Regions from separate parts of the Mus musculus genome. Here region 1 is linked to region 2. A link is a loop called in an ENCODE intact Hi-C map of the cell type or tissue named here. Cell type or tissue: left cerebral cortex. All regions are shown on one strand. Each heading gives the region's core, and the rest is flanking DNA. Links, peaks and the distances in the headings are about the cores only. Region 1 overlaps Gpr155 (G protein-coupled receptor 155). Region 2 holds the start of Cir1 (corepressor interacting with RBPJ, 1).

The links. A loop is a pair of places that touch in the nucleus more often than their neighbours do. Peaks named below come from ENCODE experiments on the same cell type or tissue, not always from the same donor. Only the 100,000 strongest peaks of a DNase experiment are listed, where the experiment ranks them.
Region 1: a loop joins it to region 2, with 2.0 times the contacts of the local background. A loop is called at or near these places in 4 of 42 quality-filtered maps.

The regions. Positions count from the first base shown.
Region 1 is chr2:73,364,300-73,372,637 of GRCm38, forward strand. Gpr155 (G protein-coupled receptor 155) reads right to left here. Exons shown (of 17, transcript NM_001190297.2): 5 at 6,666-6,831; 6 at 5,687-5,842; 7 at 4,015-4,098; 8 at 3,182-3,299. It overlaps Gm13709 (a long non-coding RNA gene), which reads left to right. Exons shown (of 4, transcript XR_866433.3): 2 at 3,648-3,745. Among named protein-coding and RNA genes, the nearest start is that of Gm13709, 11 kb to the left of the region's middle. In left cerebral cortex, for the core only: no CTCF peak of the experiment used is centred there; a DNase peak (open chromatin) is centred at 7,466; H3K27ac peaks cover 876 bases.
Region 2 is chr2:73,308,035-73,316,368 of GRCm38, forward strand. Cir1 (corepressor interacting with RBPJ, 1) reads right to left here and starts at 4,558. Exons shown (of 10, transcript NM_025854.3): 1 at 4,383-4,558; 2 at 2,423-2,517. The coding sequence starts at 4,454. Scrn3 (secernin 3) reads left to right here and starts at 4,618. Exons shown (of 8, transcript NM_029022.1): 1 at 4,618-4,679; 2 at 7,398-7,558. The coding sequence starts at 7,400. In left cerebral cortex, for the core only: no CTCF peak of the experiment used is centred there; DNase peaks (open chromatin) are centred at 4,021, 4,084, 4,612 and 5,282; H3K4me3 peaks cover 2,213 bases; H3K27ac peaks cover 1,341 bases.

The DNA.
Region 1 (8,338 bases), core at 158-8,157, 56 kb after region 2:
GATATGGAAGCTGCAGCACTTTACTCTGTGAGAGACCCTGCATGTTTCGATACCCTGGTGGTCCGGCTCTCATTTGCTTTGGTGACTTTATTGGGCTGGTTTTTGAGAAGCCTGGCTGACCTGATGCTCTTACTCTACTTCCCAAGTCCTGGAGTTGCAAGTGTGCACCACCATGCTTTTACATTTTCCTCCTTACAAATAAATGTTGTTTGAAGCATTTTTTCCTATTAAAAATCTTTGGTGTTTTCTTTCCTAGAATCATTTCTTTACTCGAATCTTTGTTTCACTGAAGGATTTCTTTTTAAAAGCCGTAGCGACTCATGGTTGTCGCTTGTTTCTTTCCACTTAGGTGATTAGAATCCAAGTAGCATTCCAAGTTCAGTGTATACAGACATTTCTCAGAGTGATTCCATTTTGTTGGTGCTAAGAAGTGTAAATATTTCTTACCCCAGGTTGGGTTTTGGAAAATGCCTCAAATGTAGGGCTGATGCTTCATAAAAATATGATACACACTTAATACAACTGTGGCACAAACCTAATACAGACATAAATATTTCAAGTTTGTTTATTTGTTTTGTTCTTGATCCTCCTGCCTCAGCCTTCTAGGCGCTGAAGTGATAGTCATGCTCCACCACACCCAGCTTGTTTCAAGTTCTCACTTATACGTGTGGCACTTAGTAAGTTCCATAAGGCTACAGAATCTGAGGACTTCAGGAAGAAGCAACATCTATTTCAAATTAACACTTTAATTTCGTAGGTAAGGGGGGGGGACGACAAGGGCTTGACTGAGTTGCACAGCATGGGGCAGAGTGGTGTAGAGAGGCCACCTTTTGAGAAACATGAGGTAAAGTTCTGAAACTCTCCTGGGTTCATATGACGTACTTTTCAGGATCTGGTAATAATATGTCTATAAGAAAATTTCAGTCTTTTTGACGTCTTCAATGATAGTCACCTCTGTGTCCACCATATAATTAAGTAGTCCTGTTCTTCAGAACTTAGATTTCGACTTACAGATTAAGTTTGAGCCAAGTGAAGGACAACTGATGTTATGGCTTACAGTCCAATGAGGGCTCTCTAGCAGTCTGGAGAGAGGTAGTGAGATAACCAGCCCAAAACCCTGTCTGTGGAAGTAACTGGCACTAACCTTAAACAAACAAACAAACAAAAAAGAAAGCAAACAAAGAAAAAACCAGCCTGGGGAATTCTGATGTACATTTTAATCTGTGAGCTCCCGTAGGAAATTAAGATCCTTCCTTGTACTTTAACACTTTCAGTTAGAATTAACATAAGTGGGCACCGATCACTAACGTTTTAAACGAGAATTAACATAAACAGATGCCTAGGTCCTTGTGCAGGGTTTGGGTCTCCTACTCTGTGAAGAACTGCAGCTGTCCGACGACAGCCTGGCACCCCTTGCTGGGGTTGCTGAGAAGATCGGCTTGAGTCCATTCAGCTCTTTGGGCTTTCGTAATTTACAACATGAAATATTCAAACGGCACCAGCACGAAGGTGGAGAAGATGACCATTAATACATTTAATGTATATTTGAAAGTGTTTAACTAGTGCATAAAGTTTGGGCCTTCACTGACTTAGGACTTAGCTGAAGTGTTAAAAAAAAGCAATAGGTTTAAAGGGAGAACAAAGCAGGCAGCTATGCAGGAGGGCAGAAATGGTAAAGATAATTTATAAACCAATCTGAAAATGACTGGACATTAGATTTTCAAATACACTGAATGGCTCTATAATTTTGTCTTTTTTGGTTGTGAGCCTGGCCTTGAACAAGTGAGCTATAAAATTGTGCTGTATTTATAATAATCTGATGATCACAGGTCACCTTCACTGCACCAGTAAACTCCTAAGTTCTTTAGATTGATCTCAGCATGTATGTTTGAAGGTCTGGGAGGTAGCTGGGGCTTTGTGACAGATGGATCTATTCGTTCTTCTATTACTCTCATTACATATTCCATCTGAGTAAATGTAAGTAGACATCAGTTCGGGCCGCCTATACTTGGGATTTACAGTCTCTAGGATCTTTTAGCTTGACATCTCATGATAAGCCTCATGCTATGAGAGGTATACTTGCTCAAAGAAGCACAAGCCATCTTCTGTTGGCTGTGAACCAGTCATGTGGCGATCCCTCCCCAGAGCACTGCTTCACTTCAAAAGGCTCAGACAGGACACGCTTTTGATCCTTAGGGCATGAAATCAAAGGTCTTCCCCCTGACAGTCACTTCCTGGCCCTTGCTTATTAACCACTGTACAATGTCCCTTCTGGTAGCATTTTACAATTTCAAGTTTGTGGTAGGAACACAACATTTAGACAGTGCATTTCACAAACATACCATATTGTCTGCTTCTAAGTGAAAATCTAATTCCAAAATAATAATTTTGGAGCCAATTGAAAAGAATATCCTTTCTCATTGGGTCCTCTATTTTTACATTAAAATTTTATTTGACTTTATAGGAGTTTGCTTGCATGCATATCTGTGCACTGCCTGCATGACTGGTGCCCATGGAGACCAGTAAAGGCCTTTGGATCCCCGGGAACTAGGGTAACAGATGGTGTGAGCCTCCACATGGGTGCTGGGAATCAAACCTAGGTCCTCAGGAGCAGTCAGTGCTCTTAACCACTGAGCCATTTCTCCAGCTCTCCACATCCTTTTTCTAACTTACTTTTCTCGTTCTTATATGGCCTCGTTCCCTCTCTTGAACAACTAATAGATTTCCATTCACTGAGTGTCTGCTATATACCAATCATAAATATCCATACTTCATATCATCCTCAGAGTATCTCTGTAACGTGCTGCAAGCCAGCTTTAGGAGAAATGAAACAGGTGACCCAAAGGTAGTTAATTTGTAAGAGGCAAAACCACAGTTTGCCATTCCATAGGACCCCAGCAGTGAGCTCTGAGACACATCTCTTCTCTGCCCTTTTGCACCTGGTGTCTTCAAGGGGAAACTAGGCTGACATGGGCCTAAAGCTAATGAGCTGGACAGAAATAGTGTACTCAGCAGGTAATTCAGCTTTGCAGATATAATATGTGTGTGTGTGTGTGTGTGTGTGTGTCTGTGTGTTTGTGTGTGTCTGTGCTATCAAGACTCCAAATTGATCAGTAGATGCTGAGGTCTTTTAGAGAGGGGATGGGACAGACTTTAGCAGTCTTTTTATGAGCCAACTTACCTGTCCACAGATAGGTGCTGTACAGGGAGCTGTACAATAAAACAAACACCAAAATTTGTCCAACAAAATTTTTTTCTTTAACAAAATTCCATATCATCATTCCAGCACAAACAATAGTCTAAAGAAAAAAATTATTGAAAGATTTTTATAATAGCTAAAAGTAAATCATATGACTTAATACCATAACAAACTATTGATCTAATCAAACCCATTAAAGTTTTATTCACAGAAAATAATCATTCTTTTAAAACTATTGCTGATTATCAACTATTTATTGGTTTCACTAAAATTTCAAGCTTTATGACTAAAAACCCGTTTTCCATAGAGCCTTTAATGATGTACATATTAAATGAAAATAAAGACTATAAGTTTTAGCCTTAGATTTAATAGGCAATGTTAAACTTCTTTCCATTATGGCCACATGCTGGGGAGTAAGTTCTGAGTTCTCTTTGTGTTATTGTTTCAGTCGCCGAGACAGTCTTACTCAGACTGATGTCACTTGGCCACACTTCTGCTTCTGCCTCCTAAGTGTTCAGAATTATAAGTGGGAGTCACCACACTCAGGTAAGAGTTCATTTTTTAATGATTCACTTGTTTGTATTTTTAAAATGCAAAGTTGACATTGATTGCCATTATTAATGTCAAATTTTAAGACATGTTATAATATTTAACATATAAGCACTAATGAATTCTAATTAAATTATATCTGATCACATCTGCTAATAATTTTGACTTTGTAACTGAAAAAAAAAAATCCAAGGAAGCAATTGTTTCTCACGCAGTGCAATAACCTCAGGGGAAGGCGTTGCTGTAGCTTTCCTGGGCATACTAACCTGAGCGATGAGTAAGTTCGCTGTGAGCATATGTGGGAGCTGCTTATATTTCTTACTCAAGAGAAGAATAGACAGGGACCAGATCTTGAAGATAAAAGATTCAAGTTATCTTTCTCAATCTTTATAGTTACTTATTAAACAGAACATCAAAAATCTTGTTATTGTGACACGGGATTGGACTCAGGGCCTTATATACGACAGACAAGCACTCAGCCTCGGGCTACATCCTAGCCCTTGGCTCTCTTGAGACAACCTTGCTATATGACTCAGATTTGCACTGAACTCCAGACCCTCCTGTCTCAGCCTCCCAGTGCTTAAGGTAACAAGTGAGTGCCACGATGCCTGGGCCCGTGGTTAAGACTTTTAGAGAATCCTCTTCATCCTTGTCCCAGGAGAGATTTTAAGGTTTCGTTGAAACTGAAGATTGTTAATATAAATTACTGCATCCACGGTGATATAAAAGGCATGGGGGGAGATCCCATGGTTAACAAATTAGTTCTTTAAGAACTAATGGCTTGTCTAGGGCCATATTCTAAGTATGTCTACCTACAGTGTGGCTGGGATAGGGCACTATGTCACAACCAATTATTTAGGAAAGAATGTTTTAATTCTTTTTTTTTTTCCTTTCTGAATTCTATGATACTAGTTCCTGAGTACTCTAAATTCCAGGTGGTCTTATTTCAAACAACACATACCTCCCACACCAAGATCAATCTTGTATTCCTAGTGTTTAAAAGGATTGGGTTCCTCCCCCTCCCCCTTCTCTTTTTTTTTTTTTCTGGCTAGTACCCAGAACCTAGGGACTCATGCATTATAAGCACATGATCTACACTAAGCGACACCCCAGAACAAGAATTGCATTTCTACTCTGCCTTTAGAGTGCCCAGGAAAGTGTGCTAGCTAATTTTGTTCCTTTTCTTAATTGCCAATAGAAGTTGACACCTTCTCTCTCCCCAAACTACCTTCTTATCAAGGAACATAGGTTTTTCAGAATATGTGGTAGATATGAATTTTTCTAAAAACTCATTAATCATGCATTTATTTATTGTTATATGTATCCATTCCTTAAAACACTGCCTTTTTCGAATCTAGAATTCTGACGGAATTCAGCAGGCAATCTGACCAATGTGGATACTCTAGTTGTTAAAAGCATATACATTTGAGGTAGCAGGATCAAGTTTGAAAAGGTATCTGAAGTTTCACTTAAATAGTTGATCTTGATCCCAAAGACCTTTGTTGATCCTATGATGCTAGAATAGCTTGTTATTTGTACGGTGATCATTATTCATAGAATGCTTATCTCATTGTCTCAAACCTTAAAACAAGCCATAGAAATGGGTGGAATGATTATCTTGGTAGCTAAGAAAACTAAGCTTAAGAGAGATTAAGTAACTCCAAAGAGAGATATAGATAAACCGCAATAGGACAAGGAATCAAATCCAAGTTTGTCTGAGTCTCACACCATGCCGACTATACAGCTCAAAACTCCTGACTGGAAAGACATACTCAGTCAATTACAAAGTTGAGATTACATTTTTTTTTTCAGATAGGTTTTACTTCTCTGTTTTGTTAAATAAATAGTTTGTTTGTTTGTTTTTTTAAACTGCTATTAGTAGTTACTTTCAAACTTATTTTGTGGTTTCCATTCAATTTGACAGTACAACATACTTACCAAGGAGACCAGGCTGATAATACTTATATCAAAGCTAACATTCTGAATGGCATACGCCAGTGGCTTGGCATCCATGGTAGGAAAGGTTAATAACCAGGCAGAAACATACATGATTGGAGCAGACACAAATGTACTTATTACCATGCCTGAGGTTATCTGCAAAAATGAGATCAAATTAAGGAGTCATAATCTTACTTAAACAATTGCTTAAACACTTAAATACCCATAATGCATTAATGCATTTTAAACTGAAAATGAAAGCCAGTGAAGACACCATGGAATCCGGCACATTATCCGCTGCCGTACTTCTCTGTTATAAGAGAATGCTCTGTTGGCCCCTCTTCCTAATCTAGGTTCAAATGATGTTTACATATAAAAATATTATTATAAATTCTGTTGTTGATGACTTAGGTTCTAGGAAAAGAACTCCTCCAATGATCTAACTAAATCTATGAGCAGTTTTCTTCCATACTACGTCACAAACTATGGGGGGGGGTGTCAATTAACAGAAAATAATTACCAAACATGATATAGATCGGTTAATGAAATTGTCCTTCATGTCATTTTTAGAACCCCTTAACACAGTGCATGCCATGCACAATATACATAGGTACCAGTTATGCACCAATTTTCTCACTTTATTGTGGAACGAAGTAGATTTTTTTTTCCCTTAAAATTTCAAAAGTTGCACCTCTGTATATAACTTTAAAGCTTAAGTATAAGTACTTGAAAGAAAATAAAATAATGGCTAATAAAAAAAAAGCACAGGTTTAAAAAAACAGAAGAAAACATGTAACTAAGGTTCCCATATGAAATAACTGTGGCCTTAGAATGTTACAGAGCGCCTCCTTAGTTACAGTGAGGCAGCTTAGGAATCCCAAATTCTCACTAAAAGAACGTTGCTTTCTGGGGTTTACAACTTCAGTCTTCTCCTCAGCACAGAAACCACCCAGCGTAGAGAACACCAGTGCATACATACAATCTCCACTTCCATGTTGAACTGTGTTGCAAAGATAGCCACTCCTGGAGCCACAGGGAAGACACCATATAGAAACGCATAGTTGGACAGGCTTGTATGGTTCACTACGCTGTCCCCCTTGTCCAGGAGTTCCACCATTTCTCTGCACAGGAGGGGCAGCACCAGGCTGGAGACAGAAAAGATACAGAATGTACTTTAACACCAATGCCTGTCTGTCCCTGCTTGCAACAGCACGGGTGAGTCTGGAATTATGCTACTATTGTTCTCCTGCCCAGAAGGCATATGCATGGCCCTGCGTATATTTTATTGCTGCCGGACATTTTGTTGGAAGCCAAGAACTCAACTAGGAGCCACTTCAAGAACCACACCCTGGAATATTTTCAAACATTAGGGAACATAAAGAGGAAAAGAGATTTTTACAAAAATTTCTTGCAAAAAGAGAAAAAGAAAGGGAAGCATTACAATCATAGCTGCTTTCTTGCTTCCTCTATTGGTTAACTGATAAGTTAGATGGGAAAAAAAAAGTTGAAAAAATCTTAGGAACTTCGTTCAAGAATCTTTCAAAACTTTTTGGAAAAAAAAAAACAGCTGAAATTTGTGATTAAGGGTTTAAATGGTTCGATTAATGATAACAATGCAGCACAATGAGACTGTAAAAAGCAGACGAAACTAGGCATCTTAATCATTAGATCTCCCAATGTGTAAATAAAGATGAAGCAAAGGGAACTGAAACAACTGCGGGGAGCAGAAAACAAAGGGAAGCCAGACCTGGTGAGCAGTCAGTCTATTATTAGAGTCTCCACTGTTCTGTAGAAAGAACAGCACTGTCACTAAGCTCACAGGCTCACCGATACATTGTCACAGCAGTGCCTAGAGAGATACATTGGGACTGTGAATGTGTGTACCATGTGCACAGGTGTGCCTGTGGAGGTCAAAGGCTGACATGAGATGTCTTCCTCAGCTGCTCTCCACTTTATTTTTTGAGACAAGATCCCTCACTGGACCTGTAATTCACCACTTCAGCTAGGCTGGCTGGCCAGGAAGCCCTAGGGAATCTCCATCCTCCCAGGGCTGGAATTACAGGCACATGCCACGATGCCTGGCTTTTTACAAGCCTCCCACGGAACCAAACTCAAGTCCTCACGCTTGTGCAATAAGCACTTTACAGACTGAACCACCCCCCTAGTCCCTAATTACCCTTAGATGTCTGTTGTAATAGGTAGTTCATGAAGCTGAGGCACCGTAATTCCTTTTCATACATTTATATATTGTATGTATGTCTTTTATGTGTTTGGCTGTATTGCCCTGCTTGTATTTCTGTGTATCGTGTGCATGCAGTGCCCACACAGGCCAGAAGACAGAGGTGGATCCACCCTGAAACTGGAATTAGCTGCCATCTGGGTCCTGGAACTCAAACCCTGGTTGTCTAAAGAAGAGTCAATGCTGAGCCATCTCTCCAGCCCTCCACCCCTTTAATTTAAATAAAAAGAATCAAATATCTAAAAAGAATAAAAGACCTTAAAAATTTTTAATTAACATTGAAAGTGCAACATTATCACTATTGAAATAACATTATAGTGGAAATACTAACTCAAATATTATGAAGAACATATTACCACCAAAACTATTTTTTGGAACTACTCATTCTTTATTATTTTGGAAATATAAATGTC
Region 2 (8,334 bases), core at 335-8,334:
AGTATTAAAAAAAAGCTAAAGTATGGAATGTCTTTGTATTTGGAAAGACAAGTCAAAGGATATTCTACATTATTGTGTGTAATTCTCTTTTCTCCATGAATTCTATACCAAAAAAGTCTGTTAAAAAAAAAACACAGAAGAACATACATACACATCTTTATTGAGGATTATTACTATTTTTATTATTATTTTAGATTTATCTATTATACATAAGTACACTGTAGCTGTCTTCAGACATACCAGAAGAGGGCATCAAATCTCATTACAGATGGTTGTGAGCCACCATGTGGTTGCTGGGAATTGAACTCAGGACCTCCGGAAGAGCAGTCAGTACTCTAACCACTGAGCTGTCTCCCCAGCCCATAGAATATTATTTTTAATCAAGAGGAATGTGCACTAGTGTAAGTGGTGGATGATCTTCAAAAACATGTTAAGGGAAAGAAATCAGGAGCCCTAACACGGCTCAGAGGGTAAAGTTGCCACCACCCAGGACTGCTGGCCAGAGTTCAATCCCTGGGACCCACATATGTGAAGACAGGGAGTTGCTTCCCACCAAGCTGTCCTCTGACTTCCACATGCGGACCAAAGTCCTCATATGCCACTACACACACACACACACACACATACACACACACACATATAAATAAATATATTTTAAAAATTAAAATAACAGCCAGGGCGATACAGAGAAACCCTGTCTTGAAAAAAAAATTAAAATAATAAACCAGTCACAAAAGACTCTGTAATCATTTGCCTCATGTGTGCATAATTTTAAAAACTACACTGTTATAGGTAGAAAGTAAAAGGTGATTACTTGTAACAGGCAGAAATGAGGTAAATTAAGAAATGGGGAAATGACTCCTGTGGAGGTTTGAATAGGAATGGCACCATAGTCATGCGTTTGAATGCTTGGCCACAGGGAGTGACAGTCTTAAGAGGTATGGTCTTGTTAGAGTAGGTGTAGCCTTGATGGAGGAAGTGTGTCACTGTGGAGGTGGGCTTTGAGGTCTTAGATGCGTAAGCTACACCCAGTGGGGTATACAAGTCTCTTTCTGATCAAGATGTAGAAGTCTCAGCTCCTTCTCCAGCACCATGTCTGCCTGCACGTTGTCATGTTCCCCACCATGACAATAATGGACTCAACCTCTGAACCTCTAAGCCAGCCCCAATCAAGTCTGTCCTATGTAAGAGTTGCCTTGCTCACAACGTCTCTTCACAGCAATGAAACCCTACCTAAAACAGCTACTAATGTGCATCAAATTTCTTTTTCAGATGACAAAATGTTTTGAAAGTTGATATGGTGATGGATTACAAACACTAAACAAAGTTAAAAATTCAGGTGTATTTTAAATATCTATGAATTTTGTCTTAACACCATTCAACCTTTTTAAATCAAGTACATGAAAAGGTTAGTTTCAGTAGACATTGAGAAATACAAATGAAAACTGCAAGCTACCACTCCATACTGATCAGCATGGTTGCTAATATATGGGCTGAGATATAACTCGGTTAGGAGAATGCTGGTCTGACACACGGGAGCCTGTGTCGGCTTCCTAGTGTCACATACTCCAGGTGTAGTAGCACATGCCAGCACTTAGGAGTTCAAGGCAGGAGAATCTAGAGTTTTAGGTAATCCTTAGCTACATAGGGAGTTCAAACCTAGATTAGGCTATGTGAGACACTGTCTCATGAAAATAACAATGATAATAAATAAGGATTAAAAAAAAGAGAGAGAAAACCACAAAATTACAAACACCAATCAAGTAGGAAAATGAAATGTTCTGCATTAATAGTCAGAAATGTATTTATAGAGCAGTTACTGTGAAAAAGTTTGGTGGCTCCTTAAAAAGCTAAACCAAGAATTACCTAGAGATCCGACAATTCTGCTCCTAAGCACATAAGATAAGCAACTGAAACCAGCACTGAGCAGCTACCTCTATGTCAATGCTAATAGTATGACCCAATGATCCAGAAAATGATGTCTCATGTTTCAAATGTTGCTTCAGAGTACAGTCTAGAGAAGAGAACCAAAATACCACTACTCAACTAATTCAATATTAACACAATGAAAGTAGCCAAAAGGTAGGAACTAGCCTGGATGAAGCCGGTTGACTCTGGCCACAAGGCACAGGTCAAAGACACCCAGCTTCTCTTCTAAGTGTCCTGAACATCCTTTTATTTCAATAACTAAAGAGAGACCTTCCTCATCAGACAACACGCAGTGTTCACCATCTCTGAGAGCCCTGCCTCACGTAGGATTCGCTCCCAGGCTGGAGGAGAGGAATGCAGATGTTTTTTATGTGAAGACTAGGTCAAGTTGGAGTGGTGAGAGTGTCTAATTGTAGGGGTGAAGCTGACTCCATAACTGATTATTCTAAAAAATAATGAGGTGCTTACAGGATGACAGGCAACACCAACTTACCTGTTATCATACGACTCCTGCTCTTTAAGGTACTGTTGCATTAATTCTTCTTGTTTCTTTTTATCATACGATATTTTCTGTTCTGCCATCCATACCTATATTAGTGAAACAAAATATAATTTAACAATTAGATTCAAATTAAGTTAACAAGTGTGTGTGTGTGTGTGTGTTTTCGAGTATGTGAGTGTGGGATCCGGGATCTTCAGTCACTCTCCCCTTCATTTACTGAGGCAGGGTCTCTCACTGGACCCAGAGGTCAACAATTCTACTAGTCCAGCTACCAGCTTGCACAGAGGAACTCCTGTCTTCTTTTCATGAAGGCTAGGATTACCAAGGGATGGTGGATCCAAACTCTGATCCTTACACTTGTGCAACAAGTGTTTTAGCCACTAGCAATTTTGACAGCCCTCCAGCCCACTTGTCTTCTATAATGAAACACATCTAATACACTGAAATGAAAAGATGCTCACAGCACTTAGAAGAGAAGACGGGTGTCTTGGACCTGAGCATTGTGGATAGAGTTCCCTGGCTTCTTCCAGGATGGCACCTGCCCTTTAGCTGTTTTCACTGTGTTTAGCTGAGTGTGTTGGCCCATGTCCATAATCCTAGAACTCAAGAGGCTGAGGTAGGACTACTAAGTATTCCAGACCAGTCAGAACTACACAGTAAGACCCCAACCAAAACAGAAAAATTACCGTGTATCTCAAGCTTTAGACTGTACAGTTATTTTCATTAGTCTCGACTGCTCAAGACTCAATTCCAGTAACTGAATTAAAAATAAGATGCAGCTCCATTGTCAAAGTGCTCACAATGCTTCTCCTGCATATTATAAACTACTTTATGACCTAGGAGAAGTGGTAGTTGATTGCAGTGGCTTCCACCTGTAATCCCAGCATGCGGGGGTGGGGGTTGGGGGTGGGGGCAGGGGGTTGGAGGCAGAAGGACAAGGAGTTCAGGGCTATCCTCCCTAGACAGCAAGTTTGAAGCCAGCTTAGACTGCAGGAGATCCCACCTCAAATAGAGGCTATGAAACACATAAAGAAATACACTCGTGGGGATTAGGAGTACTACAAAATAAACAGAACAAGACTTTTGGGGTCAAGGAGTAAGGCTGAGATCTGGCAAGCCCTCCCCACTCCCAAGGGACTTAAAAACCTAAGTAACTATATTTGCAGATAACCAGTGTTAGCATTTCTTGCACTTTCTTCCACAGATATCCTAATGTACATGCATGCTAATATATACATTCTTTAGATGTATGGTAATATACAGGACCCACAACTGGTTTGGAAACAAAAGCGAAATATATTCTCATAAGTTTGTGTACTTTTGAGTACTTGAGTACTTTTCTTAACACACAGTGCTAAGCCTTCATTTCGAGTTTCTAGTCATTGGCCATACTATCTCATCTAATCTCCCTAAAATTTTTACAAACTAGGGCAACTGACACTGATAATTCTTGATCAACAGTGTACGAGGCTAATGCTCACATCATTGACTATTTTGTGCGAGGCCTCAGGGCTACATGTAACTGTACTGAACTAAGAATCCAAAGCCCAAGCACTCTCCCGTCGCCATTCTTTGGCGCTGTAATTCTCGCCACGGCCCTTCTGTGTCCAGCAACTGGTTGCCCTGTGATTGTTTAAAACGCTCAACTTGAACGCAGCCATCAGAAACACACTACGGGATGGAGAGTGAGCAGAGGGAGGATTTCTGCCAGAAGATCTCCGTTAAGCAGGAGTCTCGACCCAGAGCAGAGTTCACCGGCTTGGGGCTGTAGGAGACGGATCCTGAACGGACAGTGTTATCAAACCATGCGTGGGTCTCCCCACTGACTGACAGGCGGGACTTGGGGGATCATTCCTGCAAGGGGGAAAGATCGACGACTCCAGCCGTGAGGAGGATACGACCCTCCCAGGGAGCTTAGCAATCTCTGCCCTCTCCGGATGCCTTTACTCACCTTCTTGATGTTGGATTTGGACGCAGGATGGAAGTCCTTCTTACACATGAAATTGGCGAATGACTTCCCCATCTTGGCGTCTGAGTCGGAGAAGCCAACCGCTAGGTCTTCTCGGAACGTAAACAAACTCCCGGAGCTTCACCGGAACTGCTAGGCAAGTTTGGGCGAGAACTTCCGAGGTCGGGAGGATGACTACTTCCGTGGTTTGACGCTTGGCACCGCCCCTCTTGCTCTCTTCCGGCAGTCGCTTCTGGTGGCTGCCGCGGCTTTGGCGGCGTCCGCGCGTGCGCAGCAGAGGTAAGCTTGGGGAACCCCCTGTGCGCGATGCTCGCTCTCTGCGGGGTCGCGAGCGGCGGCGGGCTCTGCTGCGTCAGCTTCGATCCGAGCGCGGTCAGCCCGAACAAGCGAGGTCTCGAGGTTCGAGCCCAGCACTTTCTGGCAACGCCGACTCCAGTTGCAAAAAAATTTTCTTTTGCCGCGCAGTTCCCATGTAGATTAAGTTGTCTCCCGGCAACTGTAGGACGTTTGTGAGCCTCGGAAGATTGGTGTTACCAAAAGCACGGGAATAGACTGTTAGAAGCTCAAGAACCTAGGCTCTTCCTTTCCAATTACTGTTAAGGTTTAATAATAATTATAATAATAATAATAATATTATTATTATTATTATTATCATTATGTATACCTCGCCATGTAGCATTGGTTGCCCTTGAACTAACAGATCCGTCTGCCTTTGCCTTCCCAGGCCTGGGATTAAAGGCCTGCGCCACTACACCCAGCTCCCTTCCGTTATTTCTAGCCATGCAGAAGTTTGCTCAGCAAACATCGTGAATGATGAGAACATGTTAGGGCCAACGACTTTCTCCCTGGGTGCGGGTTTCTTAGCTGTTGCCGCCATCCCAGTTTCGGGTAAGCAAGGCTTAGTCCACTGAGGATAGTCACTTAGTCTGGTGAGGATAAGAATGCCAAGGTACAACGGATGTCAGCTTTCATTTGGGTGTTGGCTGTGTGCCAGTTTTTTGTTTTTTTATCTTGTGTTATTCGTGGCGCGGTCCACGTAACGCTCAATCTTCAATTACAGGCATGCACCACCAAGCTGGGTTTTCACCTTCTAGGTGGTGTTTTAATAATTATTTACTTATTTATTTTAATACTGACGGGCCTGGAAAAAAGGAGAATTAATAGCCTGCCTAAATTATGTGTTGGAGTAGCTAACTTTGGAGCACAGTAAGCAGGAGATCAAGAAATTTAGAGGGGCGACACAAAAGAAAAACTGGTACGTCTTCCCATCTTTGAGATGGAGAAGACCCTTTACTTGTTCCATGGTGAACTTGTTTCTTGAGTCATTTTGAGACATAGGCTAGCTTTAAACTCTAGCTCATCCTGCCGAGTCCTGAGATTGCAGGTGGGCTATCATATCCTGCTTTGCTTTCCTTTCAATAAAACATTTATTGTATTTATATTTTTTATTTTGTTTTAAAATATTTAGGATGCTCCCATATAAAACTATGCTAAGAATTGGTTCTTCCTGTTTGTTTTTTTTCAGGGTTTCTCTGTGTAGCTCTGGGTGTCCTGGAACTCACTCTGTAGGCCAGGGTGGTCTGGAACTCAGAGATCTGCCTCTGCTTCCCAAGTGCTGGGATCAAAGGTGTGCACCACCACCCCCAGCATGATTTGGTTCTTATAAAAGAAGGGAACTGGGTTAGAGAGAGAGAACAATGGTTAAGATAGCTCAGTGCTTTCCCTGAAGACTTGAGTTCCGTTCCTAACACACAAGGTGGCCGTGCACGAAGCCTTACAACCTCTAACTCCAGCTCCAGGGGATTTGAGGCCCACTTCTAGCTTTCTCGGGCATCCCCATTCTTAGTGTAAACACACACACACACACACACACAAATAGTAAAAATAAACCTTTAAAAAGATAAATAATAGAAGTAAACTAAAACTATGTCTGTTCTGGAAGCAAAATAAAAATAGGAGATTTTGAATGGTTCTACAAACTGGAATTTAAGATTTTCCAGATCACAGAATCTGGAAAAGAGAATCCGTACGTCAGTTCTGTAGTCAGGATTTCTAAGTTACAAATGTGAACTTCCTGAAAACATGAAAGGTGGCTTTTTTTTTTTTTTTTTTTTAAGACACTACCCCTGGCTGTCCTGGAACACAGGGCTTGCCTCAAACTCAGAGATTCACCCATCTCTGCCTCCAAAAGTGAGATCTCCAAAGTACTGGGTCTGCTTCAAATTGTCTGTCTTTTCAATATTATAGTCTCTGTGTGCGTTTTTCCTCAAGCCAAAGGAGACCTCCTCTGTAGCAATATTGGGAACATTTGTTTGTTTACATAAATTCCTTTTTGGTTGTTTGGTTTTGGTTTTGTTGTCGTTTATGTTGGGGGGGGGGGGCAGGGTATCTCTCTGTGTAGCCCTGGCTGTTCCTAGCACTCACTCTGTAGACCAGGCTGGCCTCCAACTCAAAGAGATCCACCTCCCTCTGCCTCCCAACTCCTGGGATTAAAGGTGTACACCACCATCACCCGACCTTTACATAATTGTCAATAATGATAGAAAACCTAAGAGGCCCTCCAGTTCTCAAGAATCCCAGTAAGGGGCCTCGTGCACACACAAAGGCCCATGACATGACAGCAGCTGCAGACATAGTGAGAGGAGTAGGGAGGATGCAAGAGGAACCTTGACCATAGACTACAAAAAAAAAAAAAAAAAAAAAAAAGAGCCTTTTACTGCCATGTTATTGTAGTAGTACATGGTTAATTACTAAATCATAGTCTATCTTTTGTAGTTTCTGTTATTGGTTTATCTGTTTAAGACAGGTCTTACTGTATTCACTTGGCTGCCCTGGAATGCACAGAAATAATATGATATTTAAAACTTTACTCAGCACCCTTCTTAGGCATATCCCTTGTTCCCAGAGAAAAGCTTTTTGTTTCATGTGTACTTAAAAGTGTTTCCTTTTTTTAATTTTGAAACTTGTATGTGCTTTCACTTTTTTTTTTTTTTTAAGAAATGGAACCCTATTCCTGTGACACTTTTGTGGCATTACCTCCAGCAACAGTAGGAAATAGGGTTATTTTTGGAAAAAATTCAGACAGACTCTTTGATGAAGTACAAGAAGTAATTTACTGTCCAGCTGCAGTTCATAATGATTTGGAAAAACGTCTCAAGGTAGGTGAAGTATATGTTGTAGTAGAAATATCTGTTGTTTAAGATATTCATGGATAGTTTTATTTTATATGCATGACTGTTTTAACTATATGTATGCTTGCATATCACATGTGTATGCCTGGTGCCCAAGGAGGCCGGGAGGGGGTGATGGATCTCTTGAGACTACAGTTCCAGACAGTTGTGAGCTGTCATGTGGATGTCATGGATTGAGCCCTGGTCCTCTATAAGAGCAGCAAGTGCTCTTAGCCACTGAGAAATTTCTCCAGCCCCATAAATGGTTTTTTCTTTCATTAGCTACCAATTGACAGAAGACCATTGAAATTAAAATTCAAGAATTTAAAGTTGAAAATAGTTTGAATAAAAAATAGACTTCTGATCTTTTATTTAGATAATTTAGAGGAAACTGTTAAAAATAGTAAAACTTGGGGCTGGTGAGATGGCTCAGTGGGTAAGAGCACCCGACTGCTTTTCCGAAGGTCCGAAGTTCAAATCCCAGCAACCACATGGTGGCTCACAACCACCCGTAATGAGATCTGACTCCCTCTTCTGGAGTGTCTGAAGACAGCTACAGTGTACTTACATATAATAAATAAATAAATAAATCTTTTAAAAAAAATAGTAAAACTTATCTCTTTGATCAAATATTTGAATACTTTCTATATATTATGTATGTTGGATATGATAAGGGTTTTCTTAAGTCAGTTTATTAAAACCTGGGCAACATCTTACAGAAATTAAGAATGTACAAATGGACTATGGATGCAACCAACTTCATA